Linked DNA regions of Mus musculus: region 1 is linked to region 2. The links are chromatin loops, found by intact Hi-C in ENCODE. Cell type or tissue: left cerebral cortex. All regions are shown on one strand. Links, peaks and the distances in the headings refer to the core of each region. The heading gives the core; the rest is flanking DNA.

Region 1 (5,372 bases), core at 199-5,198, 110 kb after region 2:
GAGGCGCTTTAGATTTGCTGACCACCTTTTTCTCTTTCACGCGTCGATTCTGGAACCAGATGGTGACCTGACGCTCCGAGAGGTTCGTGGTGGCTGAGATGCGCCGGCGCTTCTCTTTGGTGATGAATTTGCTGGCTGCGTACTCCTTCTCTAGCTCCTTCAGCTGCACCTTGGTATAGGGCACGCGCTTCTTGCGCCCGCGCCGGTAGCTGCTCACTTCGGGCTGTAGAGGAACCACGTCTAGAGGGAGAGAGAAGGCATATAGGAGCAAGTGAGGTGGGCGGCTAAGGGCTACTGGGATGCGAGGCGGTCTGAAGTTCCCACACGGTCTCATCTGGGCCGCCAGATTGTACTGCATGACGAGGCGCCCTAATTCTAAGTACACCCCCCATCCCCGCTATTAGTAAGTCCACAGAGAAGGTGAGGCCACTGGAATAATAGCTTCCTTCTAGGTACAAACTTAAAAGGAGGGCGCTCAAAAAACGCAGTAATCAAGATAATATTTTAAGGCACGTGTTTTAAAAAGAAAATCAAAACAATGCAAAAAAATCCATGATAAAATATCATTAAAAATCTAAACAGAGAATCTGTATTATTGATTTTTCCCCCTTTTGCCTCAACCTCCACTATGGCTCTACACAACACCCTTTATTAGAAACCTTGGACCCTTAAAATTGGACGCTCCAAGTCCTCCTCCTGCTTGCTGGAGCGCCCGGTATTTAGAAAACAAAAACAAAAACTCCTTCATTCTGCAGTTAGCACAACAGGGTTCCTACACCCTCTAATCTCCCCTTTGTGTGTGTGTGTGGGGGGGGGAGAAGGACTTACATTGTAAGTTTGAGGAGTGCATAACAATCAGGGTGTCAGCTACAGGGGCTTGGACCATCAAGTAGGTCCTTCAGCTTGAAGGTGCCCAGGCTCATGAATGAGTCTAGCCTGACACTATGGGATCTGATTCACCAACATAGAGAAGAAACTATCAGATGAAGCCAGACTGCTTGAGGGATCAGTCACTTACAAAAAGGGCTCCAGTGTTGTGAATCATCTACCACCACCCAAGGAAGAAGATCTTGGCTCAGTGTAAGGAAATCAGATCCCCATAGGAGGAGGTCCATACCTAGGTTCCACCAAAAGGAAGAAAAAAAAAAATCCTGTTCCAACCTTCCTATGTCTGTTCTTCCAAAGCTGAAAGAAATTTTCTAAACCCCAGCTACCCTAAGCTCTATCCTTGCAATTTCAGCCACCACTTATTTAATTTCTTCAGGTTTAGAGCATTTCACAGGAATTCACAATAGGATGGCACTCCCCACCTGCACTATTGGCAGTGAAAGACCATAGTGGGAGGATAAGGGAGACTATGTGAACAGCTAGCTCTGCCTTCATTGCTTTCTATGGCATCAGTGGACTTCAGGTAGACTCTAACAAGGTCTGAGTGTCTGAGTTCTCTTCTTCATTCTTATGTTCCTTTGGAAGTATTAGACATGACCCCAGCATGAAAGCAGAGAATCTGCTGAAGTGTTTCTTTACACCCCACTCTATAAGCATCTTCCCTACACTGACATTCCCAGTGAGTACCCCCCAAGACCCATGGCCCACTAAACAGAGAGGGGATGTGGGAGGCAGATCACAACAGAATGCAGATAGAAATAAAGTAGCCAGGAAGAAAATGGAATGGGGTTCCAGTGGCCGGCACAAGCTGCCTTCATGGTTACAATGTCTCAGGAAAATTATCTATCCAACTTGTCAATGTTTCTCTGACACCCAAGATTTTTTAATCAGGAAAACAAACAAACAAACAAACCAGCCACTTCAGTTTAGTAGATATGAACTGTCAAGTTAAAAAGTTACAAAGTTTTAAATAACTGGTCTTCAATTTGTTTTACTCTTATAGATGGAACTATATTTAAGAAACAGATAATTCTGGGGCAAGAATAAAAATGAAGGAAATAAGTAGTGATATCCCCAGAACACTTCTTCAGTTGTATTTTATTAAATGCACTTTACAAAATTAGAAATCAGAGGCTTATAGTAAGGCAGTGACTTGACCGGCAGAGCTGGAATCTAGATTCTCTGACTCTTCACATAAAGTCAGGGTAAGGGGCAAAAGAGAAATGGCCCTCCTAGTACATCCCCTTTGTTGAAGGGTAAAGTGATGATATGGGTGCGTTTCAGTTTTTGAATGAACCAGTTAACTGTCCCTAATTTTTTTTTTTTTTAAAAATCACTTTTTGTAGCTCCCTACACAAAAACTCTAAATTTCTAATGAAGTTTAATCAACACAATCCTAAAAATTCTGGTTAAAAGGTAGGTATCTGCTCTAAACTGGTCATTTTTTCCCCTCCCTCGATTGGATGCCAAAGATTGACTCCACCAAGGTTTCCCTTGGGTCAAACTGAACAGCAGGTTGTTTTGACCTCCTGGAGAAATAGCTCCTGTCTTTCCTCCTCAGAGGAGCACCTTCCATTGTCTGCTGTCTTGGCTAGAAAGGAAGTGGGCTTCACAGATGTGAGAGCAGCTGGTAGCTTAGACTTTGAGCAGTGCCTACCCTGCCTAGGGTGTGGACTTAGCTCAATGTTCCCTTCCCTAACGTCCCCCCAGATCACCTACACTAATGTATTTGTACTTGGAAATCTAATCGGTATCTATGAGAAGCAAATAATTAAAACAATCCCCTGCTAGTCTTTGTTTTGGGGTAGAGGCTTCTGTGCAGGGCACTCCAAAGCCTGCCCACTTCATTAGTAGGCTCTGGGATTTAAGGACAATCTTTTGCAGCTAGTGGCTCTTTCCAATCCAAATTCAAAGACCGTCAATATACGGGCTCCAAAAACCCACTGTTTTTGTTTTGTTCTATTCTATAATCTATCTGTTCTTTCTTTCTATCTATCTATCTATCTATCTATCTATCTATCTATCTATCTATCTATCTCAGAACTGTCTTTTTCTTCTTCCATCTAATTGTCTCCTGGGATTTCTGCCCTTCTTGGTGAAAAAAGAAAGGGATCTATACTCATCACTGTGTGTGTGTGTGTGTGTGTGTGTGTGTGTGTGAGAGAGAGAGAGAGAGAGAGAGAGAGAGAGAGAGAGAGAGAGAGGAGAGAGAGAAACTGTGAAGCAGGGGTCTATATAATTGGGAGAAAGAAGCCACAACTCCTCACAGCTCTAATTATCTAGATCTTTCTGAACAATTGCCTCCATCTCCCACACCAGCCCAGACTATCATAGGTGAGGTTTCTCAGAGCCAGAGGCAGTGAAGAGAGACAGTGGTGTTTATGGCTAGATGTTGCCGAACAAACCACAATTGCATAGACAGAGTTATCTGAAAAATCTCACTACTTCTAAAAGACTTGTGTGGGTAGAAAGATGGAGGGTGTCTGAAGATAATTTCTTTTTCATCTGCCTCCCTCCTGGACTTCTTCAGGCACTGAGAAACGCCAGCCAGAATCTACTTCTAGTGGGGAGCATGAGCTCAGAGCAGTGGAGGCACACTGGATTTTATACCCACTTCTCTGTTGTAATTTGCAAGTGTATTAAATCTCAATTGGGATGTATGTTTTTTTTTCATTTCAAAGATATCTTTCTCTAGGAGGCTGTGATATAAACGTGTTTATTTTTAGCAGAGTGGTTTGTGTGTGTGTGTATGTGTGTTGTTCTTGTTTCTGGGAATCTTTAAGATGTTTATTTGCTCAAAGATAATTCTGAGCTTCCCTCCAGCCCACCACACAACCCACATGCCTATACAGGAAAGCCACAGCAGCTCTTTTAGGTACACTCTTCATTCCAAAGACGTTGATTTTGCTCTAGGCCTGAGTCCTTACCTACAGTGAGCAGGGTCAGCACCGGATTCCCAGTCCACTGGCTCTCTTTCAGTGACCCTTTAATTCCACTACCACAAGGATTCCTGCTGGACCTTCATTTAAGAAGCTTTCTGTCTTATGAGCTAGAGAAGTGAAGGGCAGCCTATTTTCTATAAGTGTATTATGGAATGCCTACATATGAACAGTCTATCTTATAGATATGTATCAGTCTGTGCTTCACATGAATACGTTTGTATAGTATAAAAAAAAATCTTATAGTCAATGAGGAGAAGGTGGTGTATGGTACCAATTGTACCACAACCATGTCCTTGATTCTGGCTGTGAGAAATAGGGTGCCTTGTGTGGTTTTAGCTCTGGTACTGACTTATAACAAGTGACCTTGTGCTGTTTTTCAGAATGTTTTTGCTACATTCTATAATATCATTCAGTGATTCTTCTCCATCTACCTCTCCACCCAATCCCGGATGCAGAAGAATTTCAGGCCTACCGTAAAGAGTTCTTTGGGTTGATCTTTCCAATGAAAAATCCCAGGCCTGGTATGGGAGGCTAGGGGGGGCTCCTTTTGCACACAGTGGGAAGCTATCTTAGGCTTCTCTGGACTCTCAAGGATCTTTGAAGCTATTAGAAAAGAGGACTGTCTGTCTCCCACTGAGCTCTGTACAGGAAGAGTAGACCCAAATGCTGGCTTCTCTAGACCCTCAAATCCTTATCTCTCAGATCAGAGTGGAACCCAAAGCTTCTGATGCAGTTTTGGGAAATCTGGGCCGGTCTTTCTCCTCTGGGGAGTGATGGGGGCGGTATGGAATCCTTTCCTATTCAGAGACAGCCACAGAGGAACAACACAAGAGTGCTCTCTTCTTGCATACACAGCCAGACAAGAGTGGTCTGGACCCCGGACCACAGCACAGGTCTGCCTCTCCCACCTCCCATTTTAGAACCCCTTTCTCTGTCTGGAATGCCAGTAAATCTCACTTGGAGGATCTGGCAGTGGATTCACAGGATTAAAACTGTGTACCAGAGCGGCAAAGAAAAAAATTGCATTCCAGGAGAGGATTCAAATCTTACACATTCCCTCTACAGAGATTTTTAAAAATCTCTTCTGTGCTCTTATAAAACATTCATGGTTAAATTTAAAAAGAAAAAAAATTGTACATTTCTATAGGCTCTGGAGAATTAGATCCCCATTTTAATGCTATAGTATCTGGTGGTTGACAGCTCCTGAAAACTCGGGCAAGGTAAAGGTTCTTATACTCTCCCCAAATCCCAACTATCCACTGGGTTGAGGGTTTTGGACTAAGTTCCAAGACACCAGAGGCCCAACCCCAACCCATTCCTGGCTGGAAGCGGATTTAGGGGCCAGGATCCCTGAATGAGGCTGGAGCAGGCTGGGGGAGGAGGAGGCGAGCTCCCGACCAGAGCCGAGCCGAGCCGGCGCTCGGGCGCCTCTGATTGCTTCACTCTGGACCCGGCAGCTCCGGGGAACGTGTCGGAGCAGATTTCTTCCCCAGCGCATTCCTCAGCATAGCTCGCCCGGCCGGCTCCATCGACAGCCTAGCC
Region 2 (5,372 bases), core at 148-5,147:
CACCCCACATTCAGCTTCACGGTAAGGACCCCCAGGTCTGACCTCCCTGAGAAGTCAGAGGTGAGACATTTGTATGCTCTACAGTCTGCCACATCCCTTACCCCAGACTCCCTTTCATTAGCACTGAACACCTGAAGTCAAGTGTCAACCTTTGTGTGTTTGTTCAGTGTAAACTTAGGCAACTATAGAGAAGGTGAGGTGTCACCAGACCAGGAGGAGGGGGATTAAAAAGAAACCATCAGACATTGACGTAAAACTAATTCACAGCCACTGGTTTATTATTGATCACGGGGCATTTCACATCAACACTAAAATTCTTTATTGCAAGTTTTACAATAATCAAGTAAATTCAGTCCAAAAAACACAATAACCACGATGAGGGTAGGGGGAGCATCTACCTACAGACTGCCTCTCTGAACTGAAAGTTCATTTTTATTTTCTTTTGGCTCCTCAAACTGAACAGCTCCCAGAGGCTCTCCAGATGCATTTAGCTTTGTTTGCTGTCCTCCCCCCTCCTTCCACCCCCCCACAAGAATACAAAAGAACTTCATAGCTTTGTTCTCCTTAAAATGACTTCCCCCCTCACTAACCTCCCCTGGTGCATTTTCAATGCAAAAGGCCTAAGGAAAGAGATGGGGGGAAAGGAGGAGGAGAGAGGATGAGACTCCACTTACAAATCTCCCTTTCCTTTTTCTTTTCCTCATTTCCCCTGAAATTCACCCAAACCAGACCATCACACCTTGCAATATATAATTTTTGCAGCTTTTTTTCTTAAAAAATAAATACCCCCCCCAATGGCCTTAAAAGCAAAGCAAAGCAAAACAAAACAAAACAAAAAACCCAAAACAAAACAACAACAACAAAAACCCAGCAGGTACCATGCTAAGACAACACCACATGCTTAAAGGGGTCTTTAACAGCAAGGGAAAAGGGCAAGGGGCTTGTTTGTTTATCTGTTTTGTCTGTTTGGAACTGACAAGGGAGGAGGCAAGAGGAAGAGAGAGAAAAGAACCAAAATATATATATATATATTAAATTCTATAAATAAGAGTCAATTTGTGTGTGAGGGGGGCACGGAGCACAGGGTGGGGGCAGGGGTGTAAGTTATGTCTTATAACCTGGTGATGTCCTCTGCCCGTTGCTGCTCCGGCGGCGTGGCGCTCTGGGAGTGGTCTTCAGAAGTGCCGGGGGTGGCTGCCGAGAGGGTGCTGGGCGCAGCGCCGGCCGGGGGCGCTGACCTCACTTTGGTGTTGGGGAGTCGGTGGTCCTTCTTCCATTTCATACGACGGTTTTGGAACCAGATTTTGATCTGCCTCTCAGAGAGGCACAGCGAGTGGGCGATCTCGATCCTTCTCCTTCGGGTCAGGTAGCGGTTGTAATGAAACTCTTTCTCTAATTCCAGGACCTGCTGCCGGGTGTAGGCTGTCCTCGAGCGCTTGGGCTCCCCTCCGTTATAATTGGGGTTCACTGGGGAAGGGGGAGGGGAAGCAAATAGTGGGGTTCAGAGGCAGCAGGCTCCCTGCCCCCACCCTCACCCCATCCTCAGCTTTGAGGAACAGGAGGGAGTGGTGGAAATAAAGTCATCAAGCTAAATGGGTTATAAAGAAGTTGAAGGAAGCTAGAGACTTTGTAGTGTAATAAGAGGGGAATCCTCATTGTAACGACACTGAATTATTTATGCGCCCTTAGAAAGCAAGCATAGTTTTCACACATACATAACAGATCGTAGCACATGGCTCGGACTGCCCAGAGTAGCTAAGCCATAAAATTTATGGGGGATGTAATTACCCATTCTCGCTCGTAAATCCAGTTCAATTGTGCTAACCCAGAGTCGCTCCTGGAGAGAGAGGGGGAAGGAGAGAAAGGAGGACGGGGCCAGAGGGGGCCAGGGAGGGTGGGGAGCGCCGGGAAAGGGAGGGGGGCAAAAAGCAAAGTTGCCTACCCGTGCTAACGTGAATTTTTTTCATCCAAGGGTAGACTATGGGTTGCTTGCTGGCGGCGCTGGAGGGATGGTCAGGGGCTGGCTGGCTGCAGGCTGGCGGGGCTGGGGACGGGGAGGCAGAGGTGCCTGAGAGAGGCGCCGGCTCGCAGAGCGGCTGCGATTTCTCAGGGTGGTGGTGGCCCGCCTGGGCCGGCCCGTGGGCTCGCGAATTGCCAGGCCCCTGGAGACTGGTGCAGCTATACTGACGCTCAGGGTAGCTAGGGCGCGGAGGCGGTGGTGGGTACAGCTCCTGGTGGTGATGCTGGAATCCCGATTCCCTGGTCCGGCCGTAATATTCCGGACTGTGTTCAGGGATGTAGCTATTTTGCGAATATTCTTCGCATGGAGGAAATTTCGGATCGATGTAGTTAGAGTCCATCAAATACGAGCTCATGATCATTAATTTCTGGAGTGGAAAATAATTTTTCTCGCTTTGTCGTTTTTCTGCTCCATAAAGCCCTCCTACTAGCTAGCGACCCTGTAAAGTTACTTTCACCATGTGACTCCGCCGGCCAATCACACCGAGCAACCCAGTCCCCGGATAAGGAACCGAATCGCTTTATTCAAAATGTATCCAATTTTTTGTGTATGTGGTGGTGGTGCTGCTGCTGCTGGGGGTGGGGGTGGGGGATGGCTGGCAGAAGCTGGGGTGCTCACCATTGCACACCCCACCAGACTGACAATCCTTCCTTGCTAAAGATGGGTGGCTCCCAGCTCGACTCCAATGTTTGGGCACTGGGGGCTGTCGGGAGGCTGTGATCTAGCCCCCGCCCAGAGTCTCCTCTCCGGCCTCCAGTGGGCCCCGTGGGCCTCAGCTCCAGTGCCTTTCCAGTGGTCTCCATTATGGCAATCGTGTTGCAGTCTGTGTAGGTCACAGGGCAGCGCCCCTCTTTCGCAGGAAGAGGAAGTTCAATGAGGGCTTCAGTGCAGGTTGGATGGGGAGGGGCCGAGGTTGAGCTTAGAAGGCTGGAGAGCCTGAACTGCCCTACCCCATTCACGGATCCTCAAGTCCATTTCCCCTATCCCATACACACTCACCCAACCCTCTTGGCCAAGGGGCCTTGGAGACAGGGTCCCAGCAGTACTAGGCAGGTTGAGGCAGCGGGATACAAATGATCCTGATGTCATTTCTGGAAGTCTAGGGCTTGAGCCCCCTCTGAAGAAAGACAGGAAGTGGTTGGCAAAAGCAGATTTCAGAAATCTTGACACCCCTGCTACCCACTGTCCTTCCCGGCCCAGGCCCCAGAGCCCAGAGCCCAGAGCAGAGATCTACTACTGATGACTCTTGTGTGACTCCTGCTCCCTGGCCTTCTGACTTCTCACAGCACCTGCCAGAATGGTGAAAGAGAGAGAGAGAGAGAGAGAGAGAGAGAGAGAGAGAGAGAGAGAGAGAGAAAGGAGAAGGAGAAAGAAGGAGGAGAAAGAAGGAGGAGGAGGAAGGAGGAGGAGGAGGAAGGAGGAGGAGGAGGAAGGAGAAGGAAGAAGAAGAAGAAGAAGAAGAAGAAGAAGAAGAAGAAGAAGAAGAAGAAGAAGAAGAAGAAGAAGAAGAAGAAGAAAAGATGAGACATTTGCCAGGAGTCAGTGCCCTGACCCAAGGCCCTGAGAGTTTTTCCTCCATGTCTTACCCTCAAGGGAAGCCTGTGTGGGCAGAGCCTGCTTGCTTCCAATCTGAGACTATATCCGTGTAACACGTGTGTTTACATGTAAACACATATTCCCAAGGGCCAGCTCCAGGCTGCCTTCCAAAAAGAAGAGGTGAGGTAACTACTCTTTGGAGGCAGGGCAGGGGTCTCTGGCCTATTCTTGCCCTGCTCCCTCCCTCTGTCACCCACACACACAGAATATCCTCACGGGAGGTGGCAGAGTCAGGGAAGAGAGATGGGGCAAGGAAGGACTATTTTTCCAGCCACTGGTTCCTTAGCTAAGGGTGGCCTCCTCGTCATCGGACTCCAATTAAGTGATCTTCTATAACTCAGAGTTGGGGGGGGGGGCAGCAGAGGGGAAAGCCCAGGGTGGGAGCCAGGTCTCCTTGTTGTACTTGATAACAATTATAGTTTAAAATCATAGCTTGCCGGGGCTCGGCTATATTTTACTTGATAACAATAAAAGTGACACATAAAGTTAACTGTTTATGTTTTATTTATTAGACTAAATCTGCCAGCGGTGGTAGGAGCGCTTGCCTCCTCGCTACAGCTTTTATAGGGCTGTAAAACGTCATAAATCAGTCTCGCGGAATCGCCCGCACTCTTTGTGTCGGCGGCACAGGGCTGGCGGCCGCTGGCTGCCTGCTCCCTCCTTTCCACGAAAAGTCGTAATGTGATTTTTTTCCCTCTGATTTTATTATTATGATCGCCGCCGTGATTAGTCAATCTACCTTTAATTCGCCGCCCTATGCTGCCTCCTCCCAGCACAGCCTGGTTGACACTTGAATAAGTACCTTTTAAAACAGCATAACAACTATTTGAGGGTTTAATTAGAACATCTGCAATTAAGGGAATGAGGAGGGGGAAGAGGGAGAGAAAAAAAAAAAAGCTCCGTGAGGGAGATACTGAAAAGAGAAGATTCCCAACATTCTTTTCACCACCTTTGGGATGTGGGAGAGGGTCCCCTCTTCCAAATTAGGGTTCACTTTGAGAGCTATAATGGGAAGGAACCACAGTAAAGTCAAAAGATGCAGATTGGGCCTGTGCCTCTGGCTGCTTTCCCTGCCTAATGCTTAGGGCCCCAGCCCCAGCCCCAACCTGGGCTCACCAGGGCTTGGCACCCATGACTTAGTCCTAGTTAGCCTCTTCCTAAGAGACAGCACTCCTCCTCCCGCCCGCCCCCCCCCCCCCCCGCCCCCAGTAGCTGGGTGAGGAAACAAGAATTCCCTGGTGGTCAGCCATCTCTTATAGGAGACTCCCAAACTCCCAGAGCTTTTGGAGGATCCTTGCTCATTTGGACCTGAACCTTAAGTATGAGGACCAGCTGTGTGCATGGAAGAGGAGCAAAAGGCTGTGAGTGAGGGGAATGGAGATACAAGGCTATTGGTGCAGGGAGCTGTGTGAAGACTTTAAATTTTATTCTCTCTCTCTCTCTCTCTCTCTCTCTCTCTCTCTCTCTCTCTGTGTGTGTGTGTGTGTGTGTGTGTGTGTGTATGTGTTTCTGTCTGTCATCTGTGTGTGTATGTGTGTGTTTCTGTCAGTCTGTCTCTCTGTCTCTGTCATTTCTGTCTCTGTCCTCTGTGTGTGTGTGTGTGTGTGTTTCTGTCAGTCTGTCTGTGTGTCTGTCTCTCTCTGTCATTTCTATCTCTGTCCTCTCTCTCTCTCTGTGTATGTGTGTGTTTCTGTCAGTCTGTCTGTGTATCTGTCTCTCTGTCTCTGTCATTTCTGTCTCTGTCCTCTCTCTCTCT

What was found. Peaks named below come from ENCODE experiments on the same cell type or tissue, not always from the same donor. Only the 100,000 strongest peaks of a DNase experiment are listed, where the experiment ranks them.
Region 1: it touches region 2 in a loop (1.9-fold over the local background); 2 of 42 quality-filtered maps call a loop at or near these places.

What each region holds. Positions count from the first base shown.
Region 1 is chr15:102,922,037-102,927,408 of GRCm38, reverse strand. It overlaps Hoxc13 (homeobox C13), which reads right to left. Exons shown (of 2, transcript NM_010464.2): 2 at 1-240. Among named protein-coding and RNA genes, the nearest start is that of Hoxc13, 3.6 kb to the right of the region's middle. In left cerebral cortex, for the core only: no CTCF peak of the experiment used is centred there; no DNase peak of the experiment used is centred there.
Region 2 is chr15:103,031,732-103,037,103 of GRCm38, reverse strand. It overlaps Hoxc4 (homeobox C4), which reads right to left and starts at 2,709. Exons shown (of 2, transcript NM_013553.2): 1 at 1,943-2,709; 2 at 252-1,467. The coding sequence starts at 2,381. The coding sequence ends at 1,112. All of the region lies in intron 2 of Gm30528 (a long non-coding RNA gene), which reads left to right. In left cerebral cortex, for the core only: no CTCF peak of the experiment used is centred there; no DNase peak of the experiment used is centred there.